Regions from separate parts of the Mus musculus genome. Here region 1 is linked to region 2. The links are chromatin loops, found by intact Hi-C in ENCODE. Cell type or tissue: heart. All regions are shown on one strand. Each heading gives the region's core, and the rest is flanking DNA. Links, peaks and the distances in the headings are about the cores only. Region 1 holds the start of n-TIaat17 (a tRNA gene). Region 2 holds the start of Gm41638 (a long non-coding RNA gene).

Region 1 (15,800 bases), core at 4,468-12,467, 98 kb before region 2:
GTAGATTCATCCACTACAAAACCAGCGGAGTCATCTCCCATAGGTATGTCCTCCACTTCTGGATGATTGCTCATTCCGGGTATCATCAAGTTGACAAACAGACATGGCTACTGCAAAGGGCAGGGTCGAGATGGATTAGAGGTACAGACGCTTGTCACTGAGCTGACGACCTAACGTCCTTCCCTGGGATCCGCAGTGATGGAAAGAGAGAGCTGATTCCTCACAATCGTCATCTCACCTCCAAACTCACTCCGTGGGGCAAAAATAAAAAACCAAATTAGATAAATGTATATATTTTTTATTTAAAATGGCAGGGGATGCCTTTAATCCTAGCACTTGGGAGGCAGAGGCAGGCGGATTTCTGAGTTTGAGGCCAGCCTGGTCTACAGAGTGAGTTCCAGGACAGCCAGGGCTACACAGAGAAACCCTGTCTCAAAAAACAAAAAACAAAACAAAACAAAACAAAAAGGCAGGGGATATAGCTCAGAGATAGAACACTTGGCTATTATTCATAATGCCTTTGATTTAATCCCCAGTCCCGAGAGACAAGACAAGACAAAGCAACCCGATGTCCTGCCACATACACCAATCTATCATCTTTAGTTTTGAAGCCTGAATGGGGCTCGAAGGTGAAAATCCAGGTGTTGTCAGAGCTGTATTTTTTTTAAAGACTTATTTATCTTATGTTCGTTGGTGTTTTGCCTACATGTATGTCCATATGAGGGTGTCAGATCCCCTGGAATTACAGACTGTTTCGAGCTGCCATGTGGGTGCTGGGAATTGAAACTGGAAGAGCAGCCAGTGTTCCTAACCACTGAGCCATCTCCTCAGCCTTGGGTCTTGTCTTTTTTTTTTTTTTTAAAGAGTTCAGGTAGAAGACATAGGTTTCTTCTTCTCTAACCTATCAAGATCCTCCTCACACCTGCAAGTAACGGAGACTCCAATTAACCGGGAGCTTATGGGATGCTGAGGATTTATATGCTAGGTGACAAGCAAGTACACCCCTCCCCCCACTAAATAAAAGTGTAATTTAAACAATTCAAAGACACACGTCTAGAGAGATGGCTCAGCCACTGAGAGCACTTGCTACTCTTGTAGAGGGCCAAGGTTTGGTTCCCAGTATCCACATGGCAGCTCACAATTGCCTGTACCTCCAGTTCCAGTGGATCTGATGCCCTCTTCTGGCTTTTAATGGCACCACATACACACACACAGTGAACAAAACATACATGCAAGCAAACGCTCATAACTAAATAAATCTTAGGAATATAAAAATGAAACAAGACAGAAAAACAAGCAAAGAAAACCCGTTCAGCTAAGGGGAAAGTTAAAGGCTCATATAACAAGATACCTGTCTGAGTCAGGGGTTCTCTTGCTGTGAAGAGACCCCATGACCATGGCAGCTCTCATGATGGAAAACATACTCTGGGCTGGCTTAGTTTCAGGGGTTTAGTTCATTATCATCATGGTGGGAAGCACAGCCGTGTGTAGGCAGACCTGGTGCTTGAGAGGAGGAGAGCATTCTATATCCAGATCCGAAGGCATCAGGAAGAGACCTTGAGCCACTAAGCCCCAGCTTGAGCTCCTCAGACCCGCCCCCTAGTGACGCGCATCCTCCAGCAAAGCCACACCCACTCCAACAAGGCCACACCTCTTTAGTGGCACTCCGTATGGGCCTATGTGGGCCATCTTCATTCAGACCACCACAGTAGCTAAAGGATATTTGCAGGAGGTGTAACTGAGGAGACCCAGCCTGAATGTTGCTCATGTCAGGTTTTGTGTGACAGCGAGGAGAAAAGTGACTAACACACGTCCTATTCCTGGTGGCTGAGGACAGCTGGTTACACGTAGCGTTTCCTTAGGACCACGCCCTGTCTCCAGTGCTGCAGGTGCTTGCTTGCTCTGCTGTGGGGGCTGCAGAGCGGGTTGAGTCATGTTAGCAGCATCCTTCCATTCTTCCTACCAGACATATGTTGTTGAAATTTTTTAATCCCAATCTGGGGTTTCTCTATCACCTTGATCATTCAGTTCCTGGATAAAAGACACACAACCTTTATATTTACAATAAGCCTTAATCAGCACAAGAGCTGGGCAGATACCTACCCTCTATGCTATTAGAATCTACCTTCCTATCAATAACCCCAAGTTATTATTTACTATGTTTCATCTATGCTGCTCTTAACTCCAATTGGTCAGCCCTCAGGTTCTCCCTCGAGAACCCATGGCTTCTCTCTCCCTCCTTCACCTTCTTCTCCCTCATGGTTTTCCTCAGACCCCCAGTCCTGGAATCCTAAACCCCACCTATGTCTCTTCTGTCCAACTATTGGTTGTCAGCATCTTTATTTACCAATGAGAAATAACTTGGGTGCAAAGTCACTGGGTCTACACTCAGACTTTCTCTCAGGGAACCAGGTCTTAGGGGCTTGCACTTAGCCCTACAATACACAGCAAAAGACCAAACCTCAAAAGACTTAGGCAATTCTCCCCATGTTTCTGGGAGATCAAACTGCCATGAAGGGAGAACCAGATGTGTGTGCTGGCCACGAGAGGCTCAAATGTCCATACTTGCACCCATTACTGGGACAAAACCAGTAGTAACCAGCAGACGTTGCTTGGATCTGGTGTTTCCAGGTTCCCAGACTTTTATTCAAGAAAACTAAAATAAAGGCAGAAACAAATTGCAAAGAAGCAAAGGAGTTTTATTTCAAAGCAAAGCAATAGTATAGACCAGAAACATCCTGTCAAGAGTGATAGGGGACACTATCTATCGATCGATTTATCTATCTATCTATCTATCTATCTATCTATCTATCTATCTATCTATCATCATCATCATCTATCATCTATCTATCTATCTACCATCTATCTATCTATCTATCTATCTATCTATCTATCTATCATCTATCTATCTATCTATCTATCTATCATCATCATCATCTATCTATCTATCTACTATCTATCTATCTATCTATCTATCTATCATCTATCTATCTATCTATCTATCTATCTATTATCTAACTATTCATCCATCTATTTATCCATCTATCTATCCATCTATCTATTATCTATCTACCTATCATCTATCTATCATCTATCTATTATCTATCTATCTATCTATCTATCTATCTATTATCTATCTATCTATCTATCTATCTATCTATCTATCTATCTATCTATCTATCTATCTTATATGTAAGTGTTTTGCCTTCATGCATGGATGTACACTACTTGCCTGCCCAGTTTCCTCATCAAATCCCTTGGGACTGGAGTTGCAGATGGTTGTGAGCCATCATGGTGCTGGGAACTGAACCCTGATCCTCTACTAGAACAGCAAGTGTGTTCAACCACTGAGCCATCGCTCCAGAACATCCCCCACCCCCATATTCTATCATTCCTGACTCTTCATGACATGGTTCCAAATGATCTTGATAAGAGTAAATGTGTGTGGAATCCTGGGGTCCAAGGCACCCTGAGGAGTGTCAACACTGACATTTTTTTGTGGCTCAAGTGTTGTGGATGAATTTATATTTGTTACCTACAATGAAGAAAACTGAGAATATCTATGAGATGCCCAAAGTTATTTAGTCTCTCTCTCTCTCTCCCTCCCTCTCTCTCTCTCTCTCTCTCTCTCTCTCTCTCTCTCTCACACACACACACACACACACACACCACATACCCCCACACACCCACCATATATTCTACTAGTAAGTAATACTAAAAGAATTTCACATAAATCCGAGGAAAAGACCCAGACACATCAAAGAATCTAAATGAACAGAAGAAATTTAAAGACGACACTGAACAAAAAATGCTCAGCACCCTTAAATCTACTTTCTGTTTTTCCCTGGCAACATAGTTTCTTCTGCATACAAAACAGCACACACTGCAAGGAGAAAGACAGCTCAGGTCTGTGAGCTCAGGGAACTTGTGGTTAGATGACCTTGGGAGTTCATTCTGGACTTCACAAAGATTTCTTGTATTTTTTTTTTCCCTGATAGTTACAAAATTCCTAGCTCCCATAAGTGGGAGGGTAAGATAGAATGGATCATAACAAGGCAGATAGCAAGAAAACTATCATACACCCAGAGGAACTGCCGATCTGAAGGTCTAACACCAAGTATTGACGAGTCTAAAACTAAAACTCAGTCTTACTGGCAGGAGTGGACGCTCCCTCCAGCATCTTCTGGGATCCGGAGCTCACAGGTAAAGGTGGCCCACTGGGTGGCAGAGAAGTTGGCTAAAGGGCTTCAGGCTAAAGTTGCTAGCATGTAGGCAAATGTGCTGCCTAATCTTAAGTGGGAATCCATGTACTGTCTGCTGAGCTGTAGGAGCCAGAAGAGAAGCATTGGACAGAGGGATAACAGCCCCTGCAGTGGCCTCTAGCACCTATATTGACAGGGCCAGACAGTGGCAGAAGATGACAGAAAACCACTGTCATCTGGGTCCAGTTCCAGGGCTGCAGAGCAGAGGACAAGCAGAGGAGGGATAACTTCCTGCCACTCCCATCTTCTGTGTCCTCAAAACACTCAAGGAGAGTTTTCCTGAATCATGTCTTTTTATGCATTGATTGTAAGAAATAGGGTGACCAGTAACTGATTAGGGTGCCCAGTGACTAGGGTTCAGATTGTCTGGGACAGTCACAGTTGGTGCTCACTGGTCTTTCACCCTCAGAACGATCCCCCTTTGAAGCCGGTCTATGTGGTATCAGTTTCTGTCAAGCCCTCCCACTGATAGGAGCTAGGGATTTTTGTAAGTATCAAAACAACGACGACAAAAATACAAGAAATTTTTGTGAAGAATGAGCATACAAGTATCCTGTGCTCACAGACCCTGAGCCATTTTTTCCCCTTTGTATGCAAAAGAAACTAATTTGCAAAAAAAAAAAAAAAAATCAAAGAAGTAAACATCCAAAGAGATGCATCATTGAAAACTGTTAGCCGGGCGTGGTGGTGCATGCCTTTAATTCCAACACTCAGGAGGCAGAGGCAGGCGGATTTCTGAGTTCGAGGCCAGCCTGGTCTACAAAAGAAAACTGTTCTTTTACCTAAAAGAATTACTTTAATAAGTAAATATAAAAATTATAAGTGACATGATGGTACAGTGTCATAGTACTATGTTAGAAAGGTGCTATTTTCCTATTAACAATATATGAAGTAGCAGTAGATTTTTTACAATACAGCATAGTTTAAACAGCATAGTTTAGATTGGACAGTTCTATTTGTTCACAGGTATTTTGTATCTATCGGACAGCACCAGCTATGAATCTGTTGGGTCAATGGTTATGTGCATTTAAAACTTGATTAGAGGAGCTGAAAAGATGGACCAATGGCTAAGGGCACTGGCTGTTCTTCCAAAGAACACAGGTTGGATTCCCAGCACCCACAGCTACCACTAGGCTCACAACCATCTGTAACTCCAGCTCCAGAGAATCTGATGCCCTCTCTGGTCTCTGCAGGCCACACACATATTTTATACGGACACACATGCAGTCAAAACACCCATACATATACAATATTTAATAATTTAAAAAACCCAGAAGTATCCATTTTCCCATATTTCTGTCAACACTGGGTGTTACCGGTTTTTTGAATTTGTTACTATCTGACTAGCTTTCAGCAATTCTTCATTTTGGTTTCAATACTAAGGGAAACATGCTCCCTCGATTCGCATTTCCTCCACTCTGTAATCTGCTCATACCTGCATGAAAACTCACTGAACTTCACCTTGGACTCTCCATCTGTCTCAAGAAGATAAAGGGTCATGTGCTTACACGGCGCTGTGGGGGATCGAGAACCACGTGGGTAGGAGGGCACTTAAGCCCAGACAGACAAACAGAGAGCATTGGAAAGACTTGAGGATGGCTCACCCTGTCCCAGGTAGCAGCTTGTGATGTTCTTTTAAGAAACATAGTATTTATTTTCATTCTATTTTTAAAATTTATTTTTTTATTGATGTGACCGTGCACATGTCTCTGTGTGTACATGCTACATGTGTGTGAGTGCACATGGATGTTACACTCAAGCTCTAGCTCCTCTGCAGCTGGAGTTACAGGGGGTTGTGAGCTGCCCAGTGTAGGTGCTAGGAACTGAACTCAGGGTCTCTGGAAGACAGCAAATGCTCTTAACCTCTGACCCAACCTTCCAGTTTCAGAGAAAAATGGTATTTAAAGGCTGCTTTTAAAGGATGCTTAAAAACCAGGTTCTGTGCTGTATGCCTGTAATACCAGCACTTGGGAGGCAGAGGCAAGAAGATCAGGAATTCAAGACTAGTTACTGCTACATACTGAGTTTGAGGCCAGCCTGGGCACCACGAGAGCAACCAACTGACTAGCAAAAACAAAACCCCTAAAAATAATCTTGAAGCCCTTCCAATTAAGACAGAATTGTCCTGGACGCTCCTGGGTGGGTGTGACTGGTACCCACAGCAAGTCTCTGACACCAGCTGTCTGTCCATGATGGCTGCTCTGGGGCTCCTTGTGCGGAATTTGGCTTCTATTCAGCAACATTTATGCTTAATACATAATCGTAATGAGACACTGGCTAAAAATAAGAAATATAAAAAATCTGATGAAATAAAGCAAATGAAGACCATAAAATGGTAATTCCATAAATTCAAATCAAGATGATCCTCATTCACCAGACTCCCAGATTGCATCCCAGCTAATCAAAATGTTTGTTTGTGAGGCTCATCACAGCGCCTCTCGTGTAGCAGAAACCAAAGCCATGAAGAGAAAGTACAGTGGCCATTACATGCTATTTGGCCTTTCATTGTCAGAAATAAAGACAGTCATAGTCCCGTCTTGTAATTTTCTGGATTGCACACGTGCACAGGGCAATTGAAACCTTTCCAGTTCATCTCACCATTTAAACACAAAACCATGAAAGTTAAAAAAAAAAAAGAAAGAAAGAAAGAAAGAAAGCAAGAACGAAAAAAAAGCCAACTTTTTTTCAGTGCAAAAGGCGTAAATTCCAAACATTCATTTAAGAAACAGTTTTTGTCTATTTCTGTTGCCACAATGAGTCATTACATTTCATACATTTTAATATACAGTACATTCATCCCTATGCCAAGATGAGATGTTATTTTAAAACTTATCTGCTAACACAGCATGCTTTTCCCTTGCCTTACATAATTAAACATTTTGTTATTTGGTATATGGAAAAGAATGAGACTCTTTACATTATAGGCATTGCAAGGTTTAACTATCCTTGCTTCTAGAAAAAGTTTATTTTATTTTATTTTAAAAATCAGTTTTATTATGTAACATATAATAATGCAAATTATTTCAAGGCAATGGGGTAGGTGGCTTGGCCTGTAGAACCTGCACTCTGAAGGCAGAGGCAGGAGAATTCCGAATCTGTGGCCAGCCTTGGTTACATGGTGAGACCACGTCTTAAAAAATTAACTTCAGTGTGTTGGCAGGAGTCATGTGGGGAAATACTCTCCAGTCAGGATTCCTGGATTTAGAGATAAGGAAACTCAAGAGACGTGAGCCCCCTCAGACGAATAAAGACCAGTGAGAACCTTGGGTGAGGCTCCTAGTTCCCTGCTCTCTGGAGGCAGTCTGAAAAGGGAGGACAGACAGTCTGCGGGGCTCAGGACGTTTTCTCCTGAGCTCCTGGCTCCCGCCTCCTGCTCCTGTCTAAGCATCACCCCATCTAGTTTCCTCCCCGAGAACCTCAGTCTCTTTAGGACCTAAACTATTTATGTTCCCTTTTTGAGGTACCACTTTTCCTGTAAACACTGAGATGCCCACTATCTGCACACATATGTACACATACTGGTTGATCCTCCACTATCTGCTGAGCTTATAAAACAACAGATACGGGAATGGGGGGGGGGGGCGGGAGACAAATTCTCCTTTATCACCCCTCCCTCATTGGTCTCCTTCCTTAGTATCCTTCCTGATATTTTTTCCCTTTTTAAAGATTTATTAATTTTAAAAATTATGTACATGGATGTGTCTGTGTATGCCGTAGATTCCCCCTGGAACTGGAGTTAAGGAGGATTGTGAGTCAGATCGAACCCGCATTCTCGGCAAGAGCAGAACTTCTAACCTCCGAGCCACCTCGGCAGTCTCTCTACTCGTATTTCCTTTTTCTTTTCTTTTTTCTTTTTTTCTTTTCTTCTTTTGGTTTTTCGAGACAGGGTTTCTCTGTATAGCCCTGGCTGTCCTGGAACTCACTCTGTAGATCAGGCTGGCCTCGAACTCAGAAATCCTCCTGCCTCTGCCTCCCGAGTGCTGGGATTAAAGGCGTGAGCCACCACAGCCCGGTTTAACCTCGTATTTTCTTAAAGCACGGTGGTTTTACTTTCTGTAAATTTGAGGACAGCCTGGTCTACAAAGTGAGTTCCAGGACAGCCAGGGCTATACAGAGAAACCCTGTCTCGAAAAACCAAACCAAACCAAACCAAAAAAAAAACCCAAAAAACCAACCAACCAACCAAACAAACAAACAAACAAAAAGAAAAAGAAAAAAAGGGGAAAAAAAAAAAAAAAGAGGAATGAGGGCTCACAAAGTGCGTGTGGCCCAGGAGTCCTAATCTGGGCCTTGGTCCAGGGTTCCGATTTTCTGGTTTTAAGAAAGAAAAGCTATTCTGAGTTTTCTAGCTCTTTTGGTTTTAAACGTTGGAACTTTTAGGATGGGAAGAAGGGAAACACTTGCAGCTTGGACCCCCGAGGACCCTCGGGATGAGAAGCCCAGCCAGGTTCCGCTGCCCACCCTCGCGCCATCGGAAGGGCGGGCCGGGGATCCGGGTTCGCTTCCTCGAGCGGACGGGAGCCGCACGGTCGCTCTGTCCGCCCCTGCCAGGCCCGTCTGCGCGTGCGGGAGGCTGGGCCGGCCGGAGCGGAGCCTCGCGGAGGACGCCGCCTCTCCCCCGCAGGCTCGGCCGTGCGAGCCCGTTCCCTCACACTCTCCCCGGACCCTTCGATCCCCGGGCACTGGCTTGTTGCCCTGAGTCCGGTCCGCAGTTGCGGGAGGCTGGGGTAAGAGCGGCGTCCACAGGTGGCAGATGCGCATGCTCCACCGACGCCTTGCCGGGTCTGATAGAGCCTTCGCAAGGCCGCCACAGCGGAGCTCCAGTGGCGCAATCGGTTAGCGCGCGGTACTTATACAGCAGTACATGCAGAGCAATGCCGAGGTTGTGAGTTCGAGCCTCACCTGGAGCACGATCCTTTTGGAGCTAGGCTTTACTGTTATTTTATATTTGTATCGGAAGGCGTTACGCTCCCTTTAGTCTCCTCGCTTTCTGTCTCAGCCACAGCGGAAAACAGCTCACAGTGAAGCTTTGCACTTGGTTTCCGAGCAGCTCTGTAGCTACTGCGCAGCATTCAGCAGTGAAACCCAGTCGACTGCCTACTACCTTTCCTGGTCCTTAGGCTGCTGTTTAAACAGCATCAGGACCTGGGATGCAGACCGAGGTCCCCGAGGCTCTCTGATGCCGGGCGGCTTCCTGCGAGCGCGGAGTACACAGTAGCTCCCGCCCCTGCCTCCGCCAGAGCCCGGATCCAACCCACTGCTTCCGGGTGGCTCCCCAGGACTAAATGGACTAGGAGTGTGGGACCCTAGGTGAGGGAACTGCTCGATTCCCTGGCATTAGCCCCCTCCCACCCCGCCTGTAGCTCGCTCCTCCCCCCCTCCCCCCAGCCTCGGCAGCCCTCCCCCATATCCGGTTCAAGGCACCCTGCCCTCCTCCCGCGTTTGCAACTGGGGACAAATGTCCGGGAAATTTCCATTTTCCCTTCCTAAAGCCCTGCTATCACTCTGGAATGGTGGCTACCAGAAGAGCCTCTTATCTTCTCAGCTAGCTCAAGATCCATCCTAGAGTGACGTCAGGAGTCCCTCAGCTCACCTAATCCTCACGCCCAGTGCCACACCCTCCCATACCTTCCGCTCACTAACTCCAGCTCAGGAGGAGGGAGGCTTAGTTCCTCTTAAGAAATCCATTCGGAGCCTGGAAATAAATGTAAGCGCTGTGGAAAGTAAAAGGTTTGCTTATTCAAACAAGCAAACAAACAAATGGGGTGGAGAAATGACTCGATGTTTTAAAGTGGGCACTGCTCTAGTCTGCGAACCAGTAATTCAGTTCTCAGCAGCCCCATGGGGTTGATCGCTGTAACTAACTCATCTCCAGGGGACCTGCTGCCGACCTCCTTAGGTACCAGCACTCAAGAGCAAGGGCACACACGCACACAATTAGAAATACATCCTTAAAAGAAAAAAACAATTGAGATGCATGGCACCAGACGCACCGGGAGGCTAGATGGCAACTGAGAAGAGTTAGCGTCCCTCTTTCCACGTTTAAGTGGGTTCTGAGGAGACACTCGGGCGTGGAATTCAAGCCCTTGGGTTTGCATGGAAATGCTTTTACTAGTTAAGCCATCCCACGGGCCACGAAAGCCCCACTGTGTTTCTTTCATGAGTAACTGATATTGTGCTGTACAGATCATCTTTATTCCTGAAAAAGAGTTAAGAGGACAAACAAAAAACCCAGCATTTCCAAAACAAAATTTTCTGAAAAATCCTTTTTCAAACGAGAAGTGAGAAATCATCAGATTTGCCAAGTGTAAGTTTCTGACCCTCAGTCCGTTACTCCCTGCTGTGTCGTGGATTTGAAATACCTCCTCAGAGCCAGGACTGCCAACTGATGGGTTTGGGGGAGTGACTGGATGAGGGGACTCAGATCTCTTAGTCAGTTGCTGGTTCTTACCTGAGCCATGGGGGGGGGGGGGGGGGGGACGGGACGGAGGTGTTGGAAGGTGAGAGGCAGCTGAGGAAGTGTGTTATTGGTGGTGTGTCCTTCTGGACTTTACCCTTTCCCCGTTTCCCAGCCACCATGAGCTGAGCACCGTCCTCTGCCACACACTCCCATCTTGCCATCTACAGAGGGCAGTGCAAACCAGCTAGCCAGTCAACAACCTTCGACTGTGAGCCATTTCCTTCCTTGGGCTGAGTTTTTCTCCGGTATTTGTCACAGTGACAGAAGGGGACTACGAGCAAGCACAAACCCCTGACAGATTCCTTTGTCCACTGTGTAGAAGGACTCCGGTGTAAAAGCTCAACTCTGATTTGCAAGCTCTGCTCCATAAAGACTTTCTTGAATGTTTTATTTATTTTCTATATATGGGTGGTCTATCTGCATGTATGCCTGCATGATAGAAGAGGACATTGGAGCTTATTAAAGATGGTTGTGAGCCATCATGTGGTTGCTGGGAATTGAACTCTAGACCTCTAGAAGAGCAGGCAATGCTCATAACTCCTGCTTTATTTTTTTTCCAGCCCACTTGCTTTATCTTTAAGGCAATCCATTCCATTTTTCTAACAACGTTTAGGACCAAAACATTGTGTGATTTTTTTTTCCCCAGGGGAGATAAAATTTGGTCTGCTACCCCTCTGGGCACTAACAGACCAAACAATCCCATCAAAGTCCAAAGTCCACTGGCAAACCAGTGGGTGTATCTGGGTTCCTTGTGGCACTGTTGTCTTAGTTAGGGTTTTACTGCTGTGAACAGACACCATGACCAAGGCAAGTCTTATAAAAAACAACATTTAATTGGGGCTGGCTTACAGGTTCAGAGGTTCAGTCCATTATCATCAAGGTGGGAGCATGGCAGTATCCAGGCAGGTATGGCACAGGCAAAGCTGAGAGTTCTATGTCTTCATCCAAAGGCTGCTAGTGGAAGACTGACTTTCAGGCAACTAGGGTGAGGCTATTAAGCCCACACCCACAGTGACACACCTATTCCAGCCAAGTCACACCTATTCGTACAAGGCCGCTCCCTGGCCCAAGAATATACAAACCATCACTACTGTGGATGGCTCAGAGGCAAACTAACTGTACAGTAGGGTCGTAGGCCCTTGTCCACTCTGCCACAGGGCAGAACTCAGAGAGTTTGACTGTGCTTACCCCATGCCAGGGCAGGTGCTGGGCTGTAGGGAGGCATCGCTCCAGGGTGGGAAAGCGCAGTCTGAGATGTGAGAAAGCTGGAGCTGGTTCAGGGGTCCCTGGGCCTGAGACAAGGCAGAGGTAGAGGGGTTCTCAGGCTCTTAGACATCCAGGCGCCCTGGGAGTTGCAGAAGAGAGGTGTCCAGCCCGTAGTGGAGGGTGGGTGAGGGAGGGGAGCTCCAACTTGTCCCATGGGGATGATTGTCCTTAGCCTGGCAGCAAGCTTGGTGGCAGTTGTGGCTGGGAGCCCAGAGAGGCCTTCTCCAGGAGACTAGGCTGTGGCTCTGTAGGCGAAGGCCTTCTTCATGGCACCCCACAACAGGCAGATCTTGATGAAAAGAGTCAGTCCATGGTTCTAAACAGTTTATTGTCATGGTGGAAAATGAGTGTGTAAACCGTACCCACTTCTCAGGGTGGGCCCGAGATTAAATGCCTTTTGCCAGAAGGGATGTCTGGGAAGGGAAAGCTCATTGGCTGAGCCCTCTGGGCCTCTAGGTACCTCATTAGAATGGAGAAGTCTGTTTGGGGCCTACATGACCGTAGGACATGTTTCTTTTATGTGAGAAGCATGGCACATGTTTCAAGTCAGGAGTCTAGCAGGGAGCTGGAGTCACCTGAATCTCAGACTCTAGACTTGCTTTATCTTCCCAAACTTTCTGGAGTGGTTTTACGTCCCACACCCACCTCAGCCTGACTGACAATGGGCTATTGCCCTGGGGCTCTCTGGGAAAGGGCAGGAAGTCAGTGAGTCCGGCCCCTCCCCTCAGCAATTGTGACTACGCTTGAGCAGTCGTACTCCTTGGGCTATGGACAGGGCCTTGGGAGGCTTATGCGTCCCAGAGGCTTCCCGAGACAGCTCAGTTTTGTTCATTTCTTGGGTCTTACATCCCTCCCGGAAGGGATGTTTCAATTCTGAGGAATATTTGCTCCACCACAAATATTCTTCTGAGATATGCATCTGCCCCTTCTGCTTACAGTTGGCATGGACAGTGGCTTCTCGAAGTACTTTCTGGTCAGATAGGGAGCAAAACTAGATGTAACCTAGAAATCCAAAGTAAAATATCTTTATCAAAGAAAAGAAGCAAAGGGCAATCAAAGCAAAGAAGAAGAGGAGGGGGGGGGAAGGGAAGTCGAAAGGGGAGGAGGAGGAAGAAGAAGAAGAGGAGGAGGAGAAGGAGGAAGAAGAAGAGGAAGAAGAGGAAGAGGAAGAAGAGGAAGGGGAAGAGGAGGAGGAGGAAGAAGAAACCCTTAACGGATTAGAATATATGTAGTCCGACTAATTTTACAGTGGTGATAGTAGGGATTCTTAGGGTTTTGTGAGCAATGAAATCAAGAGTGTGAAATGGTTCAGTAAGGTAAAGAATGCTTGGTACTCAAGTCTGGCAACCTGAGTCTGACCCTGAATTCAAGGCAGAAGGAGAAAACCCGGGCTCCCAAAAGTCATCTGAGCTCCATAGGAACACCGAGGCACATGCATGCCTCTCTCTCTCTCTCTCTCTCTCTCTCTCTCTCTCTCTCTCTCTCTCTCGCTCTCTCTCTCTCTCTCTCTCTCTCTCTCTCTCACACACACACACACACACACACACACCCCTATACATACATACATACATACATACATACATACATATTGAGTTTTGAGTGTGGTGGTCTGAATATACTTGGCCCATGGGAAGGGGCACTATTAGGAGGTGTGGCCTTGTTGGAGTAGGTGTGAGCTAGTTGGGGGAAGTTTGTCATTTTGAGGTCCTATGCTTAAGCTCCACCCAGGGCAGAAGAGACCCTCCTCCTGACTGCCCGCGAAGACAGTTTCCTGACGGCTGCCTTTGGATCAAGATGTAGAACACTCAGCTTTTTCTCCAGTATCATGTCTGCCTGGATGCTGACTGGAACACCAGGCTTTAGTTGGATAGGTGTTTCTTTGGGCCTTTGGAAAAGCCGCGCGTGGCGGCCACACGGTGGCACTGCGTCCCCGCCCCAGAAGTTTTTCCTTACAGTGGGGCTTAGGCCATTGATTGGGATTCCATCCTCAGCCTGCAGGGCTACCTGGGGCCCCTCTGTATCTTTAACATGGACTCAGACCATTTTTTCCCAGCATTCCCAAACACAGCACCAGGGAAAGCAGAGAGCTGCTCCCACACACTCTGTTAGCCAAGCATAGGCTTGGGTTAGGAGAACCAGATCAGAGCAGGAGAGTTCCCAAGTCCTGAGGACCCAATTAGATGAAAGTACAGACTGGATTTTCTCCCCGTGTCTCCACAGCTGACCACAGGCTGTCTTTGTGGGCCACAGGAGTGGTCCCCATGTATACACTCACTGTATACACATTGGGAAAATTGTTTTCAGATGTTTATATAGGAAAGTCCAAGGGCCTAGACTGGGATCAGCCTCATCAAAATCAATTTCACAGGAATAAAATTTCAGCCTTATTCACGGGTCAGACCATATCTACTTGTGATCTTTAGCTGCTTAATGGTTGCCCTGGCCTGCGATACGAAGTTAGACTAGAGAACTGGGTATGCAGCTTAGTGGTACAGCACTAACTGCTGTATGCAAAGTCACCGGGTTAATCCCTGGTACCGGAGGATAGGTATGTAGGTGTGTGTATATCTGAATGCAAAGGCCACAGCTTAGTTCTTCAGAACTTTCTAGAATAGACCTCCCCAGGGTATCCTTAGCCCCTTAGCATGGAAGAGGTTATCAAAGCACCCCGGAGAGCAGGTGATCGTGGGAAAGAGGGATGAGGGGTAAAGGGGGGGATTGGGAAGGGTGACGGAGGACAGGAGTCACTAAGGACACTGCCTTGACTTTATAGCTCTGTCTTCTTCTAGTCTCTGGACTGAGGACTGAGGCAGAGATTCCCCTGTGGACAATTTTTTTTTGCCCCTCCACAATACTGAATTTTCGTTCTATAGCTGGGTCTGGCGGCTCATGTCTATAATCTCAGTACTTGGGATGCTGAAGGCAAGAAGATTGTTGTGAGTTAGTTTAAAGCTACTCTAGGCTACACAGTGAGTTCCAGATAAGCCTAGGCTAAAGGATGAGACCCTGTTGCCAAAAAAAAAAAAAAAAAAAAGAAAAAAAAAAGCAAAGATAAATAAATAAATGAAATATTTCGAATTCACCAACTGGTCACGTAAGTCAATTTAAATGCCACTCTGTCAATGGCAAAAGAGGCACCTCGTTGGTGATGTTCTTGTATCAGTCAGGGCCAGAGCAGATGGCAGGCCTTTCTTTATCCTAGCTTGATGTCTGGCTAGGTGGCCAAAGCTGTCTAGGACTCATAAAAATCAAATCAAATCCAGGCAGCGCAGTGTGGGAGGAGGCAGACAGACAGAGACCTTCAGACTGCCGTGCCACCCACAGACCTGACCTCCAGTGTACAGAACAGGTGGGCCACAGGTACCCGCTTACCTCCACGCTACACACTAAGAATAGAGAATGCCACCCAGGGGCCAGCCTACAGCAGGAGCCACCGCAATGTGCAAGTCTGTGGTGGTCAGAGGGGAGAGAAAGAGAGCGGAGCAGCTTGAGCATTATGAAGAGATGGAACTGGAGACTGGTGGAGAGGAGGAGCCTGCTGTGAGTGGTCAGCCCTGCCACCTGGGGCCATGGTGAGGGCCTAGCCTGAGCTGTCACTGAGGACCACGTCTAGGTCCACAGCTATGCAGTGACAGGGGTCAGCATTGACATCTGTGGTTCATATGACCACTACAGAGCATCGGGATGTCCGGGCAGCCACTGGGAACTGCATGGATGTCTGGGGACGGTGCATAATCGGCCCCATTTCTCACGCTGGAGAACTGGCCCCATCTCTCATCTGCATCAGCACTTAGGAGAGCAGGCCCTGAGCC
Region 2 (15,800 bases), core at 3,768-11,767:
CACAAGCTAATGTATGGGAGAAAAAAAAAAGGCAGAGAAAAAAAAGCTGGTGCTTATAGGTGTCTTTTTTTTTTTTTTTTGGGTTTGGTTTTGGTTTTTCAAGACAGGGTTTCTCTGTATAGCCCTGGCTGTCCTGGAACTCACTTTGTAGACCATGCTGGCCTCGAACTCAGGAATCCGCCTGCCTCTGCCTCCCAAGTGCTGGGATTAAAGGTGTGCGCCACCACGCCCGGCTATCGGTGTCTTTTAGAAACAATGAGAGGAAGGGGAACAGACAAGGTGCCTTAAGCTGCTGCCGCTTCTCCCTGTGGCTTAGGACTCACCTCTGGAGCTCCCACCATGGGAAGAAACAAGACCTTGACTTGGACCAGACAGGCACTGAAATGACAGCCCTGGAGGAACACATGGCTGCTGTACACATGGCTGCTCTGTTCGAGTGTGCTGGAGCCAAGGCTGGGCCTGGCCCTCTTCAGATCTGGGACGACCGTGCCTCCGCACTTATCATCTGATGTTTAAGCAACACCACCACATGCCTGAGCAAATGCAGCCCACCTCCCAAGCTTGGTGCAAGAGCTCCCCACCACGGACAGTGGGGGCTAACTGGGGTGTGGGCTATGTCTCCTCCTTCCCCCAATCTGCTGCCTCTCCACTCTCATCCGATAGCACACGGGCGCCACTTCTTTCTTCCTCTGGCATCTTTCTCTTCAGATCTGCATCTCTAACATCCAACGGGACGCACAGCCAAAGCTGAGAGGGCTCCTCTTCCCTTGTGTTCTTGTCGGTCATTTGCTGCTCAGTGGGAAGATCACAATTCTAGGATCTGTCCTTGTCCTTGTCCCCTCAAGTCAATTCATCATAAGCCACCCTACTCTCGATCACATCTGTCCCCTCATCTTTTCATCCCCTCATCTTTTTCTCATAATCTCTAACCTTACCCAGTCTTCTCCCTTTCTTTTCTTTCTTATTAAATTCCAGAAACGGAATCTAGGACCTCATGCATCTTAGGCGACTGTTCTATTACTGAGCACGTTCCCTAGCTCTCCTCTTACTTTAAAAATGTTTGTGTGTGTGTGTGTGTGTGTGTGTGTGTGTGTGCATGTGTTTGTGTGTATATGTACGCATGTGTGTGCATGTGTATACATATGTGTGTATGTATATGTGTGATAGTGTGCATGTGTAGGTATATGTATGTGTCTGTGTGTGTCTATGTGTATTGTGTGTGTGTGTCTGTGTATGGTGGGATCTCCAGAGGTGAGTGCTAAGTGACAGGGAGAAGCAGCTTGAGGCGAGCACACGTGTGTCTGCCAGAGGTCAGCAGTAGATAGCTTCCCCAATCACTCTCTACCTTTTTAATTCATCTACTTATTATTTTTGAATTATAGTCTATCCCTGAACCTGGAACTTACTCATTTGGCTTGACTGGCCGGCCAGAAAACCCCAGGGATGCTTCTGCCTCTGCCTCTGCCTCTGCCTCTGCCTCTGCCTCTGCCTCTGCCTCTGCCTCTGCCTCTGCCTCTGCCTCTGCCTCTGCCTCTGCCTCTGCCTCTGCCTCTGCCTCTGCCTCTGCCTCTGCCTCTGCCTCTGCCTCTGCCTCTGCCTCTGCCTCCCCAGTGATGGTCTTTAACCAGGGATGCTGGGAGTTAACTCATTCATACATTCATTCCTATGACGTAAGCACTTTACCAGCTGAGCCATCTCCCTAGCTCTTGCTTTTACTCTTAGATTCAGAACCTTAACTAAGTTGCTCAGACTCTTCTTCGCTTCACTCTGTAGCTCAAATAGGATTTGCACTTGTGACGTTCCTGCCTGAGTCTCCCTCGTAGCTGGAATTACAGGCCTGGACCACCATGCCTAGTTAACCTGTCATGTCTGACTGCCTGCCCGACTTTGCTGCTCTTTCCAAGAATCAGACTGGCTAAAACAGGCTAGTTCTCAAGGTCCTGGAAGGCTCCCCTCTTTTTACCTCATGTACCCCTGGCTTCTGAGGCAGAAATTGGCTTCTTCGAGCTGGCCCCATGCTTCCTCTAGCCTTCTCTCTGTCCCCTGCCCTGTCCCCCACATTCTGATACAAGCCCAGGGATCTCTGTAAGTTCAGCAATCTCCAGTCTCGCTCCCCTCTGACCTTTGGTATTCGGTGCCCTGTGCCTGCATCCATCCTGCCCAGCCCCTCTCTAGGTCCAGGCCTCCCTGCCAGCTCCCGAAAGTTCACAAGCAGCCCTGACCATGCTTCAGCTGCATAACCTCTTCAAGTCCCTCTTAAAGACTAGCTGTTCTCTGTGAGGGCTCCGTGCTTGGGGAATGTCCTTCTGACAAAGAAGGCAATGGATGAATCTGAGTGGTTGTCATCAGCCACGCCTCCGAGACTTCTTTTGAGGTCCCATTCAGGGAAGTGCTCTGGCTGGCATGCCTGGCCCTTTGCAGCTCCCAAGCCAGTTGAGATCTTTGGTTGTTGTTGATTTCTGTTTGGGGGTGCGCATGCCATACCATGTGTGAGGTGGTCAGAGGACAGCTTCGTGGAGCTGGGTCTTCTTCTCCACCTATGCATGGGTTCCAGAGCTTGATCTACCACAATCTCAGGGTGCCACTGCCTGCTAAGCCAACTCACTGGCCCTTTAAAAAGAAAAAAAGAAAAAGAAAAAGAGAGAAGTTTAGGTTTGGGTAGTCAGGCTGGTCTGGCGGGCTTGGGGATTCTACTTATCCCTGATGACAACCAAGGGGTAGAACTAAGACCAGGGTTCCCTGACCATAAGCCCTGCAAGTGTAGCTTTGGGCCTGGCCACAAAGCAGGGGCACCAACCACATCGCTATGGAAAGAGAATGGGGAAGAAATGTCTCCAGTGCCTCACTGCAGACAGCGCTGCTCAGGGCCCTGGCCACTTCTGCATTCCGTTTTCAAAGTCCCTTAGCAGCCTGCTCCCACTCTGATTGCTGGCTTTTGGTGACACTAATGCCAACACTGTCCCAGTGGATGTTTGGTGGGACCAGGCGGACCGTGTGTGCGTGTGTGCAGGCACGAGGGGCTCTGAGGCGGTTGGAAACAAAGGCCCGGAGTGAGATCCAGGGCACAGCTGAACTGCCCTGAACTCTGCTTTTTTTGTGTTCAAGGAAATGCATAATTCAAGAACCACCCACGGCCTGGCGGCCCAGCTAAGCAGGGCTGGAATGCCTTTCCCGTTAGGAATTGTTTTTTCTAGTTAGCCTGTAACCCTTCCCCTGCCGCTCCCAGCTCCCCGGCAGCTGGGGCCTGACTCTGCCTCAGCCTTCCTCAGAGATCCACTGGGAGGGATGGATACCAAGGCCGGCGTCCTGAGACATCTCCAACTCTGTCCTACTTAGGCAGATTTAGCCAGTGGGCTTGGGGACAAATTGTGGCCTGCAGTTGCTTCTCCTACTCAGAGAGGCACTAGAGACAGCCCAGGCTGCAAAAGATGGGGTCCACATGGAGGGACCCAAGAGAGGTCTGTGTGCATGTTACAGTGACTCTCTTAGGACTGTGAATGGTGTCACTGTGGGCTAACAGAATGTGGATGGGGGAGGGAGGACTTTCTCGCCCTTGTCTAAGTGTGTCAGTGGGTGCTGTGGCCACGTGCGGGGAGGGACAGCACACTCTGGAACTGACTCAGAACCTCTGTCCACCCAGCCCTGACAGCAGCCCTTGGGGCCTTCACTCCTGGAGGAGGAGGCAGTACCACGACGTGCCCCATGTTTCTTCCCTCAGCGCCCTCAGCCTCATAGATGCCGGGGTAGAGCAGTTCACCTGAGCTACACATTTTCAACCCCAGAGGGTAAGAGGTCAGGTGTGTGACCATCTTGCTCCCATCCTGTTCCCCTCCCTGACAGCTCTTTGTACTCCAGGTTAGGGACCTCCTGCTGCTCAGACAGAGGTGGGTGTGGGAGTAGGAGGCCTGAACTCTGCCTGTCTCAGCTCTCAACACTTTCCCTTAGCACCCTGCCTTTGTCTCATCCTCCGGAGGCCTGGTCTCTGGCCAAGGAGGGGTGCTGAAGGTTGACCCAGCCCCCAGCTCTCCTGCAGGGAGGAAGGTCTTGGTGGAGCTGGGAGACTCGGTCCTATGCTGACAAAGACCAAGTCTTGGACTGAGTCGCAAGCCCAAGGTCCAGGTTGGTTGTGCCCTGGGCAGCTGGTAAGATGCACAGAGCCAGAGTGAGGTCCAGCATGGCCACTGAAGATTTGGAGCAATCAAAAGCCTTTCCCCGCCAGGACAGGAATGTAGCCGAGTAGCATTTGGGACCAGGCCTGGCAGGGCTAACACGGCCCTAATTGAGGCCCTTTTAGACTTTTAATTATAAGCAATATTTTCCCAAGCTTCCTAAATTGACCGTGGAGACCTGCTGGTGTTAGTGCCTGTGCCATGAACGAGAAAGAAGGGTGGGGATAAATGGTTGTTAAAGTGTTTGCAGCAGGTTTATTTTAGTAAAGCGTTTTGGGGTGAGAGTGCTCACACAAAGTAGAGACTAAAGTCAGGTTTCTGGAGTTTGGAGGCACACGCCTGCAGGCATCATCAGACACATGGGTGGAACCTGAGCTTAGACAAACACCTGCAGAAAAGCACGCAGTGCAGACAGTTGCATAAACAAGCTGGAAATCCCTCCCCCGGCACCTGGAAGCTTCAGAAAGGAGAAGGCTGGTGGCTCCACCCACCTCTCACCTTGGCCTCCTCCCAGGCCTCTAGGCTTCGGAGGCCTTCCTAAGGCCGGCAATCAGAGCCTCAGAGCCTCACAGCAGGGTATTTCTGCTTGTGTTCAAGTCCCAGGCAGGCTCAACTGTCTGGGAAGGAACACAGAGCCTTTGTGGGGAAAGAGTAGTCAGCCTTCAGCACTCCAGGTAGTCTTGAGGCACCTTCCTGGTGAGACAGTCTAGTAGTCTGAGGAACAGCTTGTCCAAATTACAGAGGTGGAGCCCTGAGGTGCCTCCAAGAGGCACAGGGTTGCCCACCTTTCATCAGAGCTTCCAGGGCAAGCTATGGGGTTCCCACAGTGGGCCTGGCGTCTAGCCTGTCTCTACACTACTGGTCACCCGTTCTCCCTCCACCTCAGGTACTTGATGCCTTTGCTGTAACATTGAACAGTCAGTACTGGGCTCTGAAGGCGCCAGAAGCTAGAAAGAGCAGACACCTAGACAAGAGTAACTTTTCGTCTCCTCTCTGTCCTTGTTCTTCATGTTCCATACCAGTCCAACCCAGGTAGACACCAGAACCCCTCCTCTTGTCCACCGATGAGTCCAGGAATGGTCACACGTAGGGACTCTGAGAGGGAGGGAGGCCAGAGACAACCTTGCCTGCTCTAACAGACATCGTGCCAAGAGTACTCTGCTGTCAGAACAGGGTGAGACACAGGGAGCCCAGAAAGCAGACCCAAGATCTTCCAGCCAGGATTTGAGCAGAAGGAACTTTGGTGGCTGTCGCAGGCCAGACCGTTGCTATTGTCCTTATCTGGGGCTCCTGATTCTTACAACACGTCATCAACGGCCTCTGGAGTCAAGGGGCCCCGTTGTTCCTCCCCAAGTAGACCGTTATGGTTCTGCTGTTAGGGGAGGCGGGGAGGGGGTTGTCTGCTTAATTAATCATTTTGGGCCACCCTGGGAAACTCATTAAACTACCTCAGGCTGGGAGCCGGAACACTGCCCTCAAAGTCAGATAGAAGTTTCTAGTTTGTTATATTGGGATTTTGGGGTTTCTTTATTCTTTCCATTCATATGTACATGTGGGTAGGAAAGGGTGTGTGTGTGTCAATTGTGCCCTTGTATCTACCATTCTCATATGTGTGTGTGTGTGTGTGTGTGTGTCTTTGTTTCCTAGATTCAGCAAGGAACTTCCCCTGATTCTTCTTAATTACCAGCAGTGAAGACATTCAAGACGCCGGAGAGCAGAGGTCAAACCCCACCTGTTTTCCTTGCACTTCATTTTCTGGCAGTTCCCACAATAGTGTAGATAAGTTAAAGATTAAGGCAATCTTTTCTAATTAAAGTAATTAAAAAGCGGGGTGATTGTACCTTTCATCTGAAAGGGAAAATATTTACTCATTTAACTGTAGGCCCTTAAAAGCATTCAGGAGGTCTATTTGGACAAACGGATGCTCTTCCCCTCCCTCTCCCCCCCCCCCCCCCCCGCCTGCTCTCCTAGGGATCGAGCGTGCCCTAAGGGAGCACACACACACACAAACACAGAGAAAGAGAGAAAGAGAGAGAGAGAGAGAGAGAGAGAGAGAGAGAGATTGGTCTATGGAGAGCTTGGAGCAGTCTGAGCAGGGCACTCTTAAAGAGCCAGACAGGAAGGGGGAACCTAAGGTCCCAGAACCTTTGAGCCTGCTTCCTGACAAGCATAGTGGGGCAGCCTCTGGAGCCCTCGGAACTTGAGCTTGACCCAGGGTGGGGTTTTCTTTTGTTGTTGTGTTTGATTTTGTTTTGATGGAGCAGGGCCTTCTTGTTCAGACTGGACTAGAACTTACCACATAGCCAAGGCTCTCCTGGCCTTGAGCTCCTGATCCTCGAGCTTCAGCCTCAGGCTTCGAGGCGCTGACCTTCAGGGGAGACTCTGGCTCTGCCAGTGGTGTTTACCATCGCTCTTTCTTCCTGGGACAATGACCCAAAATCCCATAGCTGGGTCCTGGCTGCTGCATCCCCTTTAAGCCTCTTCCCTCTGACATGGATTGGGTTAATAGCTCTTCAGCGAGGCTGGTCAGTCTTGGATATCGTCTTCCCATCTTCCCCTGCTATGGCCCAGTGGACAATTTTTACAGTGGCCTTTTGTGCAAGGACAAATAAACACTTGGTCACCAGCAGAGTAGATATTTATGGCTCAGGCTTCTGGCAGAATGGCTTGCAGTGGTCCTCTGCTCCTAACCGCTGTTTCCTGGTGTGTGAAGCTGACCGGTCCAAGTTGAGACTTTTCCTAGATAGGGGTCTTCTCTAGTGAGGTGTGGCAGTGGAGACAGAGACAGCCTACTCCAGGAAGGGTGGTAGGTGCTTGGAGCAAGTAAAGAGTCTGGGGCGCCTAGGCTCTTTTCCACACCTAGTCTCCACTGCTAGGAGGAGATGCTTCAGAGAGGGGGAGCTCTCCCAAGTCCTCAGAACATAACAGGAAAGAAAACTCAAAAACTACCCTGGTTCACTTGTTCTCCAGCAAGGGCCTGGCTACTTCTGCCTGCCTCAAGCAAGATAGCATTTGTAGTCTGATCCATAGTCCCTAGCTGCTACCCCTGCACAAGATAACCTGCCCAGACTGTATGTGTGAGCAGATCCCGGTCTACAGTGAAGCTCTCCATCCAGGGAGCCCTGGGCAAAGAGAGGAGATGGGTGTGGAGCGCTCCCTGTGTTGTGAGCTTAGTGTCAACAGCCTATCTTTGGACTCTGGACTCTAGGAAAGCCACCCCAAACCTCCCTCTTCCTTGGCCTGCCCAAACTCTGAGCCTGGTTGTGTACTTTGCCCCTGACACACCTCCCATGGTTTCAAGCACCTACCCCCCCGGACTTCTGGAGAGGCAGATCTCATTCTGTCATTTCTCTGCCTGACAACCCACCTCTCCTTGCATGCTTGCATATGACATATCCTTACTCCCTGAAGCATCTTACTGGCCCCTGAAAGCCCAGGACTCCTGCAAACCTGTGGGCACAGGTGTCCCACTACAAAAAGGGCAAACAATTAGAGGGTGCCTGGATGCCCAGAAGCCTATCAATAGAGCCCAAGGGGTAAGCTTTTATCTTCCAGCACAATGCAATGCCTGGGTAACCCTGGCTTCCTTCCAGTGCCAGTGTTATCCGTCTGCACTGGCTCCCTCTACCCCAAAGCTGCCTCCGCCTGAAGGATCAGGGCGCTGGCAGCAGAGCCCTGGTCTCCTTCAGCTGGATTCTGGGAATTGTATTTGACCCAACCTACGCATTTGGTGATTAACTTACTCAGTGGAAACTGTCCCTCGGGGACTGGAATCCATGCTGCAAAAATAAATCCCCCCTCTGGACCAGCTTTCCCCATCTCCCTCTTTCGGCATCAGGCATCCTTCCCTGCCCCCTTTCTTTCAGCTTTTTATCTTTATTCTCCCTCCCACTGAGACCCAAACAAATCTGGTAAACAAACTGTCAGGCCACTCTCTTAAAGAGATAGCTCATGGCTGTTGCATGCTTAGCTTTCCTTCCTGCTGGTGGGCTCCAAAGGACGAGTGGGAGGCGGGATTAGGAAGTGGACCATCACTTAGGAGACTAGGAGACAGGAGAAGCTAGCCTAAGGCAATCCAGAAAACTGACCCGGCCATTTAGGGTACCTCAAGGAAGTGAGGGACCAGGAAGGAGCCACTGGGGCTATCACAATAGCAGATTCCTGGGTAGAACTGAGGGTTCAGGTGTTCTCTTTTGTTTGGAGATCAGGAAAGGCATTCTTCTTTCTGTAGTATGACTTGTAAAATCATATTTGCATGTGTAGCTCCTCCCTACTGCCCCTAGATCAAGTAAGCACATCTATGAAATGACAGAAGATAAAAGATAGTGACATTGGGGATTTGGGTCCTGGTAGTCACGGGCTGTTTTCTTCTGGACTTCATCTACTTGTATGTTGCTGTTGTAGTGACTGAAGTCGCCATGGGGTCAGTGTGTGTGTGTGTGTGTGTGCCTGTGCATGTCTGTGTATACATGTGTGTGTTTATTTCCTTTGTGCTAGGCCACTGCATTGAGAAACCTCTGCTCCAAATAAAACCCCTCTCTAACCCAAGTGAGTGTACACCTCATTGCCAACAGAGTCATCTGAGTGGGAAATCAGTCGCAGGCTGGACTCATTCTATTCCCAAAGAATGGGAGAGCTGACAGGCCAGGCCCTGAAGTCACCCGGGAATCCTGTGCAGGGTGTTTGCTGAGATTCTCCAGGCCTCGTGGCTGCTCCAAGACCAGACCTAGATCCAAGTAGTGAAGTCTGAGAGAGCACCTCCTGACAGTGCTCCCTTTAGAGTGTGACACTGCCTCTGCCCATTTCTTGCCCCCAGCATAAAGTGCCCATAGCTTTTAACCTTAATCCCCCTCCACCCCCCAATGAGCCAAATGACATTGAACCAAGGTGGCTTTTCCCCTTTAAGGGAACACAGAGCCTTTCTCACTCCCTCTTGGAACCAGGCAGAAAAATCTCCTGGTGGGCAGGATTACCCGAGGTTACTCAGTTTTCCCAAAAACAGGCCTGAAGGCTTGTGTCTAAAGCGAGTTTTTGTGTGAGCCTTTCCCAGTGATTTATGACAGATGTGGTAGCCTAGCTCGCCCTCTTCCTTCCCTTCCTGGACCAGTAGCTTCCTGTTACCTTCATTTCGGCCCCTAAGATTTCCAGGGACACAGTTTCCAAAGACGAGGAGCCTCGGTTCAGATGGCTCTGGCTTGGTGAGAGCCTAGCACATCCTTTGGGCTGGATCTGTTCTCCCAAGGTTTTCTGATCTAATGTGAGAAGCTCTTGGAGCCATTGTGACTTAGGAGAAGGGCAGCAGGAGGCCCTAATGGGTCATAAGCCAGTCTGGCCCCTTCCTCAGTTTCCTGAAGGCTCTTTCCACTGTGGATCCTGTGCCCAGCGTCCTAGTGACCCTCTGTGACCTGGGTCTGTCCTTCAGCCTCAACGCTGGCCTGTACTTTTCTGAAAGCAAACTCCTGAACACCAGAGGATGCCACCGTCGATAGATACAGGGTTTGACTTTAAGCCAGGAAGATGTGTTCCAGAATTCCCAGTAGCCCTCCTGCACACAGAAGTTCCCCCAGAGAGAAGCCACATCCTCTCAGCTGGTGTCTCTTGGAGGAGCTGGTGGCAGAGAAATGAATTTTAAATAAATCATTCTCTCCATAATGCCTTGGACGTTTACAGCTAGCATGGTCCTCTTCTTAGCCGTTTGCCGCCTCAAAAATCCCCTAGGACATAACATAAAGGTCTGCATGAAGATAAGAGTCTGCCAGTGTAGCCTTGTGGCAGTCATGGGGTCCAGGGAGGAATGGTGCTGCCTAGCCAGGTTTCCCTGGGCTGTTGGATCCCAGGCCATTTGCAGAAACCAGAAGCCTAAGTCCAGAGCAGATTCTGGGATACAACAGGCCAACAAGCAGAGCTCATCTGGGAGCCCAGCCCGTGTAGCCTCTTTGAAGAGTGCGCTAGTTATCATAGGTACGAGCTTATTGAGGGTCAGAGTTAGGGCTGGGGCTATGTTCAAGGCCACAGGGTTCAGTCCCCAGCACCGTAAAACAAAACCAAGGGCCAACGCTAGACAGGAGTGTCTATGTCTCTAACAGCGGTCTGTGGGCATCACTCGGAGTGTTCTGGTGTAGTAGAAAAGAGGCCCAAGGATCTGGATTTCCAGTAAGTTCTCAAATGATGCTAATACTGAAGGACCTGCTCTTTGGAAACACAGCTGGGAGCTGAAGAGATAGCTCAGCTGTTAAGGGCTAGGCTCACATCAACAATAAGAGAAGACAGTGGTATTAGACCATCTCTTTAAAGGTTCAGAAATCAAGGCCCTGATGTATTTCAGGAAGGAAGACTAACTCAAAGAGGTCACCAAGGGGTAGCTCGCAGAACTGGAAATCAAAGGTCTCATATCCTTGGGTTGGTAACACTCTGTTACCAGCTCTCCCTGTTGGCCGCCATGGCCTGTTAGGCACTGTCTGGAGACAGCTGTGACTTGGAAAAACAGGTTTGTACCCATAGCAGCCAGTTGGTGCTAGAAGCGGAAGTGGCATGTTTTGGCATATCCTGGCCTCCAGGTTGAAAACTGTTTATTGGAACAATTAAGAACACAGCTTCAGCGTAACCACAAAACCAAACAGAAGCCTTTATCTTGGGTAGCATGCTGTTGGTTTCCTCCTGTGCCCTGGCGGGGTGTGTGGAGTGGGCTAAGTGGGTGAGGCAGGGTGGTTCTGGGAAGGACACTAGCACCCTTCACCTACACTCCTGCTTTCCGATCAATCAGGGGAATGGGGTCAAAGCTCTTTGGTGCTCCTTGGTGTTGGTGACAGGGTAGGGGACGAGGGTGCTGGGGAGGACCCCAAGCTTTTTCATTACGGACCCTAAAGTCTCCGGAGGCCCTGGAGGCGAGTATGGGGCTACTTGTGTAATTGACTGTAAGGTCACCATCTTTCCCTGCTCCAGAGATCTTGTCCAAAGCTATCTCCCTTCCTGGCCTCAACCAAAATATGGGTAAACTCACACCCTCTGGGGCCTTCAACTGGAGGAGTTCACTGGAAGATAAGGAATATATTTGCTTATAGTTCTTGGATCTGAAGCAGCGCCCATAGCAAGAGAGCCCAGAGGCCCCAGGACCTCAACTCCTACTGAGAACTATGGTCAGGGGAGGGAATACCAAAGACAATAGCCGTCTGGCCACCCCACACCCACCAACTCCCAATCAAAGCAAAGCAAACAAACACCAGGCAGTTGAAAAAGAGTCATTCTGAGAAGTTGTTTCTGTTGACTAAACATTGGCTCAGTTGCTCCACCGATATGAGGGCCTGCCACGGGACTTCTGAGAGAGGGGCCATGTGCTGGGAGGGAAATGAGACGGGTCTGGAAAGAGCTACAACCAGAGCAGCACCAGGGGGACTGGCAGTGGTCAGCTGAGGGTAAGCCTGCCTTAGCCTCCCACTGACTAGCCAGATGGACTCAGAGAAAAAAACAAAACAAAACAAAATGCAAGCATAAGCTTCCTCCCTGAGCCCCAACCCCAAAGCTAGGAGCAGAGCTGGCCCACCCCAGTCACAGCCTGTCAATGCTAGCCATTTCACAGAGATGCGGTCTCCTGACTGTTACTGGGTGCCTATCGATCGATCAATCAATCGATCACTCTGCCTCGTTCCTGGTGCTGTGTCCTCTCGCCTTCTCTTTCTCCTTCTGGGATACAGCAATACATTTTCAGGTGTCTCTCTAACACCTGTAGAATTTATCTCCAGAATCTTAGATTTGTAAAGTCATACATCTTACTCTGGCTCCAAATGACTCACACTTGTCAATCTTGTTTCCCTGGTTACACACACACACACACACACACACACACACACACACACACACACACACACACACAGACTTCATGGAAACTTCCTAGGGTATGAAACAAGTCTCTTGCCTGTCACAGGCCCCTCCCCTCGCGCTCCACCTGGGTCTCCCTTTGTGGTTGGTGAGCGGTTTGGGCGCTGACCAGTTTCACTGATGACCCTTTTTCTAAGAGTGTGTGTCAGCAGGAGGAGGGACCCCGGAACACAGCTGGACACTTTTTCTCTGCCTCAGAGGCTGCCTTGGGTTTGTCTGAGGATGGGACGCGAGGGTTAAGGGCCTGGGAGACAGGAGATGTCTCCCTTAGGGAGTTCCTTCTCACATGGCTCTGTGATCAGTGGGTGGGGTGGAAAGGGAGTGTAGGGTGGGAGTACCATAAAACCTGTATCTCCCCCCCCCCCCCCCCCGCCTCAATCTCCTTCTCCTTCCCAGCTCCTGGCTCGGTTTTTAAAGTATGAAATAGAAGCAAAGAGAACAGCTGCAATGGCATCAGTACCAGAGAAGGAACATGGGGGTGGGAGGTGCAGTCAGGAGAAGCGCGAGTTACACAGGGAGGTGAGTGTTCAGCAGTAGAATGAAGAATTCTGCATCTTTTCAAAGCCAGGCAGTTACCTCCATGTTTATACAGACTCCCAAAGACCACCCGGTCTGGGCAGTGGGAGCAAAGACGAAGCCGGAAGCCAACAGAGGCCTCAAGGCCAGCAGCTCAATTCAGAGTATTCATTCCTCTCTCTTTCCCAGCCTCCAGGGTCCAATTCCACTCCTACTGTGGAGTCCATCCCTTCAAGGAAGCGGACAAGGGGCAGGAGCAGAGGAAAGATGCAAGAACGGAACTCTTCTCGCTTCCCTGTCCTGTGAGCATTTCCTCAGCAAATGCTCCCTATACCCTGTGCGACATCCTCCTAAACTCACACTTTGGGGAAGAGGCCAGACTGCTGGTCAGTCAGTACTAAGAACCCATCTGGTTTCTGGAGGGAGTGCTCAGCCCCGGGCCCTGAGCTTAGCTTAGCACTCTTACCTCATCCCCTCATTAGAGAGCCCTCTTAAGGTGGGAATTACCATTCCTCATTTACAGAAGAGGAAAAGATTTCAGGCCAGGAGGCCTGTTCAAACCACAGGGTTCTTAAATGGCAGAGTTGGGAACTGGCATCAAAGTCCTTTGTTACCCAACCCCACCACAATTCGCTCCAGGGGGCAGGGCCTGCCTCCCCTCAGAGGCCTTGTCCAGGGCAGGCCAGAGCAGACGCCCTGTCGCCCTGTCGCCCTGTCGCCAGGCCTGGCCTCTCTCTGTGGCAGTGTGGGCTGCTGTGACCCTGTTTCTGGAGGCTGTCATGTTTCCCGCAGGGGAGCAGCCGGTCCCTCTTGAGAGCCGAGCCCAGAGGCTAATCACCGGGGCAGGCCTGACTCCTCACCAGAGGTGTGAACATGCCTGGGTGTTGGGGCTGGAATGAAGCTGCTTTAATGGACAAGTTGGAATCCGTTTGTGAGCAGTAAATTGCCCCAGTCCCCAGGGCCATTTTCCATCATAAATTTAAACTATTTGACTTTGCAGAGCCCTAAGTGTTGAAGCCGTAGCTGGGGCATCAAGGAAGCTAATAGAACCTGTGGGGCACTAGGGCCCAACCCCAACAGAAACCCCAAGCCCTCGGCTTCTCCTGCCTTCTTACCCAAAGCTCCTTGTATGAACTGCCTCCCCATGTCTGGACCATTCCTCTGGCTGCTTCATGTCTCTCACAGCTCATTGCGTTACCTCCCCAAGGATCTACTCAAAAGTCTGTCTCCTGAGGGTGTGACCTGCACCAGTGGTTTAAGAGGTCCCACTACATGACTGCACAGTTGCATCTGTAAGTCTTGACTTCTTTCCCATAATCCCCCTGCGAGCACCTCCACTGGGTAGCCCCCACAGGAATCTCAAGCCCATTTTGTCCAACTTGAATTCAACATCTCCTAGCCCCATCCCACTGACAGGACCAAGCCCTGTCTGGAACCCCAGGTGGTCCCAGGTCCCACTTCTCAGCCCGAGAAGTCGAGTGTCTCCATTTTTTTTTTCTTCCTGTCTCTTCTCCATGAAATCGAAGCATAGGGAGGGGCATTTATGGCAAGAGCTTCCTGACTGTCAGCCTCTTCCAGTTGGTGCAACGTGTGGCCCTGAGTATCTATCCCAAAAGCTAGGCTCAAAGGATGTTGTTTCCCAACTTAAACACTCCTGGTGGCTCCTTGAAGCGTCCAAAGCATCAGTCACCCTCCACAGCCCCCGTGGACAAGGCTCCCAAGCCGGTTTGCCCTCTCTTGCTTCTTAGACCTTGCATTGCAGTTACTCTAGACTGGTGAGTCTCAACCTGTGGGTCATGACCCCTGAGGAGGTCAAACAACCCTTTATGGGGGTTGCATATCAGATATCCCGTATATTAGATAATTACTTTACAATTCATCACAGTAGCAAAATTACCTGACTCTTGCCTGCTCTTGGGACCCTTTTCTTCCTTCTGGGTTGCTTCTTCCAGCCTTGATAAGGAGGGCATGTGCCTAGTCTTATCGTAACCTGCTATGCTGTGTTTGATTGACGCCCCTAGGCCTGCCCTCTGCTGAAGGAGTGGATCTGGGGGAGAGGGGTGGTAGGAGGAGGGACTGGGAGGAGTGGGAGGAGGGGAAATGGTGGTGGTCAGGATATAATATGTGAGGGACATTGGGTTGTTTTTTTTTTTAAAGTAACAAAATTACAGTTATGAAGCAGCAGCAGCAATAATAAAATTATGAGGAATAAATAATGAGAAACTGTGTTAAAGGGTAGTCACAGCATTAGGAGGGTTGAGAGCCACTGCTCTAGACAATGCTATCTCTATCTGTCCTGTACCCTCCCTTTGTCCAAGGTCTAGCCAGACATCACACATCCAACCCAAAGGTTGGGGAAGAGCAAGGTATCTCACTACTATCACTTCTCTGTAGGTTTAACCTTGGGGCTAGTTCATTCCTTAGTCCTTGTACCTTGTTTTACCAGTCTGTGAAATGGGGCAATAGTAGCCTGGATGTTGTGTAGAGAAATCCAGACAGTTGAAAGCCCTTAGGACCGTGGCTGGCGAGTGGCCATCACTTCAGAGTGAGTCTGATGCCTCCACCAATTCCCCTAAGCTGCCCCAACCCCACCCTCGTCCACCCTGCCACGGCCTTTCTTCCCCATTCATCCTTCCATGTCTACCTGGTTCTTAGAGTAAAAGTCTTTAAGGCAACAGGATAATTGTAAGAAACACACTGGGTCAAACAAGGAGGTTAGGTCACAGCGTACATTGACAGGTCTTAACAGTAGCCAAACCCAGGGATACATAGCAGGCCCTCAGGACATGGCCACTAGCAACTGGTCATACCTCCTGGGCAGTATTCCCACCCCAAAAGTTCTGCCTTCATTTTAGATGGAAGTGAAGTGGATGGATGCAGACAGACAGAAGCTTTGTAGCTTCAAGCGTAGCTGAAACTCACTGCCCATGAGACTTATGGGTACACGCCACAGTCCAGTATAGAGAGATGAACTTTGTCTCTCTGTCTCTCTCTGTCTCCCCAATTCTAGTTCAAGCAATCTCATTAGCCTTTCTAGGCACAAGGACAGGGGTCATGTGATACAGAAGGACTCCGAAGGTGCCCTAATTTTATCAAAAGGCTGTAATTAGGGGCTGGCAAATAGGTTACGGCACTTTCTGTGCCAGCGTGGTGACCTAAGGCAGAGCTCGGGACTCACAGACAAGTAGAAGGGAAGGCAGCACTTCAGCACTTCAGAGTTGTTCTCTGACCTCAGCACAC

The links. A loop is a pair of places that touch in the nucleus more often than their neighbours do. Peaks named below come from ENCODE experiments on the same cell type or tissue, not always from the same donor. Only the 100,000 strongest peaks of a DNase experiment are listed, where the experiment ranks them.
Region 1: it touches region 2 in a loop (2.1-fold over the local background); 4 of 42 quality-filtered maps call a loop at or near these places.

What each region holds. Positions count from the first base shown.
Region 1 is chr17:83,852,865-83,868,664 of GRCm38, forward strand. n-TIaat17 (a tRNA gene) reads left to right here and starts at 9,080; the gene lies at 9,080-9,172. It overlaps Gm35125 (a long non-coding RNA gene), which reads right to left. Exons shown (of 3, transcript XR_877036.3): 3 at 11,674-12,990. C430042M11Rik (RIKEN cDNA C430042M11 gene) reads right to left here and starts at 1,554. Exons shown (of 2, transcript NR_155491.1): 1 at 1,352-1,554; 2 at 1-110. In heart, for the core only: no CTCF peak of the experiment used is centred there; DNase peaks (open chromatin) are centred at 7,585, 8,937, 9,627 and 12,037; H3K4me3 peaks cover 2,244 bases; H3K27ac peaks cover 1,650 bases; H3K27me3 peaks cover 413 bases.
Region 2 is chr17:83,951,527-83,967,326 of GRCm38, forward strand. Gm41638 (a long non-coding RNA gene) reads right to left here and starts at 9,411. Exons shown (of 2, transcript XR_003952366.1): 1 at 9,291-9,411; 2 at 1-2,610. It overlaps Gm35229 (a long non-coding RNA gene), which reads left to right and starts at 2,601. Exons shown (of 4, transcript XR_385830.4): 1 at 2,601-3,458; 2 at 3,641-3,797; 3 at 5,056-5,343; 4 at 5,817-5,902. Gm35457 (a long non-coding RNA gene) reads left to right here and starts at 12,449. Exons shown (of 3, transcript XR_385836.2): 1 at 12,449-13,852. In heart, for the core only: no CTCF peak of the experiment used is centred there; DNase peaks (open chromatin) are centred at 3,945, 5,455, 5,855, 7,865 and 6 weaker places; H3K27ac peaks cover 6,541 bases.